Linked DNA regions of Homo sapiens: region 2 is linked to region 1. Evidence: read pairs that join two places in POLR2A ChIA-PET (ENCODE). Cell type or tissue: CD4-positive, alpha-beta T cell. All regions are shown on one strand. Links, peaks and the distances in the headings refer to the core of each region. The heading gives the core; the rest is flanking DNA.

Region 1 (2,815 bases), core at 302-2,801:
GGCATCCCAAAGTGCTGGGATTACAGGCGTGAGCCACCGCGCCCGGCCAAAAATGTTATCTTATGTTAAAAATCTCTCTGTGATGAAAAAGCATAAAAATGCTGAGAGTAGGACACAGACAACTTGGAATTGGTGGCAGGATGTCTTCTAGGAAATGGCACACATAGAAAATAAAAACAAGGGGAAAACTATCTTGAAAAATGTCTAGGCCTTATTACAGAATACATGGAACCTTAATTTACATTTTAGTTGATTACAATTACCTCCTGGTACTTTCACTGACTCAATTATGTTTCTAATTTACAAAGTCCCTCCCTAACTCCAGAAATGTTAATGCTGGCCCTTAACAGGGAGGGCACCACAGCCAATGCTTTTCTAAGCACTTCATATGTATGAATTTATTTAGCTTTAATAACAGCCCATGTCTGTTATAACAAAACTATACAGTAACAGCTCTTAATCTCAGCTCTGTCACTTGCCAGTTAAGAGACTCTCTGAGACTCAATGTTTAAAAATATAAAATATAGAATAAAAATACAACTCACCTCACAAGGTTGGTGTGATAATTAACTTGAGGTAATTGAGAAGCTACACAGAACAGTGCTTGACACATAGTAAGCTCTCAGTATAGATCACTACTGTTACTGATGACAAATAACAAGATTTACTTAGCAAATCTTGAGGGAAGAGGTTACAAACCTTCTATGGCAAGGAAGCCACAAAGTAAGAACCTCCTCTCCTAGCTCAGACAGTGGTTTTCAGCTTGAAGGACTACAGTTTTTCTTCTCTGTACACTAAAAAGTTTTGGTGGCTATATTAACAGGCTCCAGGTCATTAGGGAGCTCCTACTACAATGCCTAGCAAAAACGTACTCCAACATCACTAGCATTTTTAAAGTAATTGAATTTTGAATAGGAATACATGCACATGGTACGAAATTCAAAAAAATACAAAAAGATATGCAGAGAAAATATACACGGTGTTACCAGGTGGGTTTTTTTTTTTTTTTTTTTGTGCATCTACTGGAGACTTTCTGTGACTATCCAAGCTCACATACACGCACCTTAAGATATTAAATTAGCAACTACATCTAGTAGGAGTCTATTGTTTTTACTGAAATATCCCAAAACCCCAAGTGTTTATAAGACCTGGAACAAGAATTTTAGTTTACAAATATTGTTTCCCCAGGGACACTTTCTTACAGGCTCCATTAGCCATTGATTCTGTTAGTGATCATCTCACCAAGGACCCCAGAGAGGGCTCAATAATCAGGCATAGGGAGTGAGAAGTGGGTAAGAAGAAGATTCAAGGGAAGGAAGATAAGGTGATAGGTACCTATTGGGTGTCAGATATGACTAAGAATTTTATATATGTTGTTTCAATTTTCTTAATCACCTTGAAACATGGTTATTATTCTTCCCCATTTTGCAGATGAGAAAACTGAGCTGTAGAAAGGTTGCCTGACTTGTCTAAGATAACACAGCTGGGAAGTTGAGGAGGCAGGTCTGACTGGTATAAAAAACTCCAGCCCAGTGACTTCCATACTACAAAATGGACAAAAGAGATCAGGTACGCAGAAGGGCAGAAAGTAGCTGAATTGCTAGTTGTTTTGAATACACTTGGAAGGGAAGGGAGATACAATCTGAAAAACTCACATTTACCACATCAAAACAACACCCAGCAGGCAAGTTGACAGCCCTTTTCTATCTTACTGCTGATGGCAGTGGTGGGCCATCCAGAGCAGCCGCTGCCATTGCACTGGCTGCAGCCAGGCGGGACCCACTCCCAGGCCCAGAGCCTCTGCCACTCTGTTACCCTGGCCCCGTGTCATCTCTCTTGCCTACCGCCTCTGTGGGGAGGTGTGGGGAGGAGGTGGATAGTCCCCGGAGGAGCCTGCCCCTGGGAGCCCCCTGGAGCCTGCTGCCCTGGGAGCCTCCACGATGAGGCCAGGCTGAATTGCCCCCTGGTGTGGGGGCAGCATGGTTGGGCACAGAAGGGCACGCAGAGAGGAGCCCCGAGGTGGAGCTGGGCCAGGAGTGGTGCAGCGTTCCACGGAGCCTGCAGGAGCGAGGAGCAGGCAGGAGCCCCACCCTCCCAGGCGCCTCTACGGCCGCCCAGGTTGCAGCTGCAGACCCGGGCATCTCTGCACTCTCAGGGGACCTGGGAATCCCCATTGTTAGCCCCCGTAGGCTTGAAGGTGTCTGCTTCCACTGCCTGGCCTCTCCCTGCTGTTGGCTCCAATCACAGGGTGGAGTTGAGGCCAAGTGTGGGCGATGTCACAGCCGGGCTGGGTGTACACACACACGAGGCAGTGCTGACATGCCAGGCCCCTGCCGCCTCAGCCCCCTCTGGACTTTGGGCACTGACAAGCACAGTGGGGAGGGATGCCGAGGCGGGTGCTGAGCACAGCCTGGTGCTGGCCTGCAGGTGTCCCTTGGCATGAACAGCCTGGGTGTCATGAACAGTAGCAGGAGGCCGACTGGCTCCTGGGTGGAAGGGGACTGGTGCCTAGTGAAGCCCCACCCTCAAACCAGGGAGGACTCGAAGCCTGAGGGCCAGGCTGCCAGTTCCAAGGACCGGAGGGAGGACTTGTAGTGCTTTTTCTGGGCCAGCCCATGGCCACCCATGGACCAATCAGCACACACTTCCTCCCCTCTGAGGCCCATAAAAACCCTGGATTCAGCCAGACTCCGGCAGAGGACAGAGAGAGGATAGAGAGAGGACGGGGAAATGGTGGGATGACCCGCTACAGAGAGGAACTACCCACCTCAGTGTCTCCCGTCTGCTGAGAGCTGAGAAGACAATGGGATGACCA
Region 2 (2,815 bases), core at 66-2,565, 88 kb before region 1:
GGATAGAAATAGAAGGGAAAGGAATTAATTTTCATGTCACTAAGTTATCAGTTAATGTACAAACTTGACTAAGCACTTTCCCCAAGATACAAGATGCTAGAGGACAAAGAAAGCACTCGTTGTCCAAACGCATGAGATTGATTCCCCTCATCAGTGATAGAATTAACTCTGAAAATGTAGACTGTGTTTCAAGGCTGAACTATTGAAAATATTTTAAGTACAAAAAATGTTGGTGAGAATGAGAATGAAAAGGAACTGAAAAGGCAGAGTAGATGGCTCTGAAGGAGTGAATATTTAAATGCTTTCATTCTTAGCAAATGTCTTATTCACAACTCTTGCTGTGCATTATGTTGACTATAAGCATATTTGGGGGCAATCGCCACAGGAGCACAGAAATAGACATCTATGAGAACCACACATGCTGCATCACTATCATCAGGACGAACACCGTCCTTGTCTCCAACAGAAATGGAAAAGCAAAACTGCAAGTATGTGGCATCATTTCCTGTTTGCTGTGCACATGCTCTCTTCTTTTCTTCTACTTTTTAAAAAGACTTTTTAAATTTTCTTAGAGCAGCTTTAGGTTCACAGCAAAATTGAAAGGAAGGTACAGAGATTTCCCAAATGCTCCCTACCTCCATCCATGTATAGCCCTCCCCATTATCACCAAGCTCAACCACAGTGGTACATTTGTTACAATCGATGAACCTACATTGACACATCACTGTCATCCAAAGTCTACAGTTACCTTGGGGTTCACTCTTGGTGTTGGATAAAGATTTGGACAAATGTATAACAACATGTATCCACTGTAATATCCTACAGAGTCATTTCACTGCCCTAAAAGTCTTCTGAGCTATACCTACTTATCCCTCCCCTCCTTTGTCCTTTCTAAGCAACAACTGATATTTTACTGTCTGTAGTTTTGCCTTTTCCAGAATATAATACAGTTGGAATCATACAGCATGTATCCTTTTAAGATTAGCTTCTTTCACTTAGCAATGTACATTTAATGTTCCTCCATGTCTTTTCATAGCTTGACCGTTTATTTTTTATTTTTTATTTTTAGCACTATATAGCATTCCATTGTTTGGATCATCTCTCTCTCTCTCTTTTTTAATTTCTTTTTTTTTCCACCTTCGGGACTTGTCTGAATCTCCCTTATTTTTAATGATGATGATGCTTAACATTTATATCATGGCCAGGAAATAACACACTGTACAGGGAGGAAGTTTACACCCATATAGTAAAGTGAGAGAAAAACCAGTCTAAGGCAAACTGCCAAAGTCTAAGGTATTTACAAGAGCAGAGTAAAAGGTCTGTTTTTATTAGTTGCCTATTTCTCCAACAGCAATAAGAAAGGGAAAAAAAAATCATACCTTGGCACATTTGAGGCATGGAGTGCTTGGGGAAAAAAATCCAAGGGATTGAAGAGATAAGTGCATTAAAACTTAGATTTCTGAACTTATGGATTTTCTCAGTGGTAAAGTATAATGGTACTTTTATACAGGTTTTATTAATACATAATTAAAGGCTAGTATCAAGTGAAACTCCTTGAGTTATGCACCGTGAGAAATGCCTGAGGAACATTAAATGTCACTGATAGAAAGATTAAGCACTAAAAAAGCTACAGCATATCTTAAATCATTATACAGAACAAATAACAGTATAAGGACCAGTAAGCTCTTTAAAGATAGACACCATGCTTAGTTTTCATTGCCTGGCACAAAGTAGGTACGCAATAAATATGAAGTGAATAAATAAAACAAACACTGTCCCCCATATCCCTAAGGAGGAACAAACCACAGCTAAGGCAAGCATATGCATTCATATATTCAGATGCCAGAGAACATCTGGAAATATTTGACCTCTAGCTACCTTCTTCTGACATGAAACAATTCGTTTTGCACACTCTCCTAACTGCCAAGTGATATCAGTCTAGTGATTCCTAAAGCCAGAGTTAAGTGCTAACTCATTTAAGAGACACAAAGAGAGTACCAGATTTGGGACACATGGTCTGTTTATTCCTAGGTAAAAAAGAAACCATCATATCCACATTAGAATCATGTCTACATTTTGAAATTTTGCTTAGTAAATACGATTCTCCTATCACTGTAAATATTGACATACTAACTTTTCTGAGGGTGGGAATGACAATACATACTATTAATGTTCATTTTTTTAACCCTTCATTAAACTGAAGGTTTCCAGCCATCAAGGATGCTTTTATTACCTCTATCTTGGTTGTATCCACATTGTTTTTTTTCCCCTCTTCTTTTGAAGAAAGCTTCTCTAGGCCAAACAAGGAATTACAAAAAAAATTTTTCAGAAATGAAGGGGGTGGGTGAGATTTGAAGCAGCTTCTTCTCATTCTGCTTCATGGCATTTTTCCATAAGCCATAAAGACCAGTGAATTATTTGATCCATGGCAATTTAAGATCTATGTGGAAAGCATCCATTTCAAAGTAACAACCATGTGAGAAAATTCAATGGATACATAACACAGAACATGTTTTGATTTATAACAGACTATTTGTTTCGGTTGTTTGAAGAATTTGAAATATTTATCTGTAATTATGCTCTTAAAATAATACAGGAAAAACTCTTTTTGAAGCAATGCCCAGGGACTGAAACCTCAGTTCTGTACTCAGCTGACTTAGCTCTAGAAACCCTGCAGTTTACTGATAAATCTGTGAGCAGGAGTAGAATAAAAGAAATTGGGAGAGTTCAAAGAGAAACATAAATCATCCAGATTATCTTCGATGTATGAACAGGACAAAGATACAGAATTCTAAATATGGGAAGCATGCAAATA

What was found. ChIA-PET counts read pairs that join two places held together with the same protein. Peaks named below come from ENCODE experiments on the same cell type or tissue, not always from the same donor. Only the 100,000 strongest peaks of a DNase experiment are listed, where the experiment ranks them.
Region 2: POLR2A ChIA-PET joins it to region 1 with 10 read pairs; 9 of 35 experiments call an interaction of 5 or more read pairs at or near these places.

The regions. Positions count from the first base shown.
Region 1 is chr1:89,609,788-89,612,602 of GRCh38, reverse strand. No RefSeq gene overlaps it. Among named protein-coding and RNA genes, the nearest start is that of LRRC8C-DT, 22 kb to the left of the region's middle. In CD4-positive, alpha-beta T cell, for the core only: a CTCF peak has its summit at 1,737; DNase peaks (open chromatin) are centred at 712, 1,692, 2,252 and 2,632; H3K4me3 peaks cover 2,500 bases; H3K27ac peaks cover 2,459 bases.
Region 2 is chr1:89,697,294-89,700,108 of GRCh38, reverse strand. All of the region lies in intron 2 of LRRC8C (leucine rich repeat containing 8 VRAC subunit C), which reads right to left. Among named protein-coding and RNA genes, the nearest start is that of LRRC8C, 66 kb to the right of the region's middle. In CD4-positive, alpha-beta T cell, for the core only: no CTCF peak of the experiment used is centred there; no DNase peak of the experiment used is centred there; H3K27ac peaks cover 2,488 bases.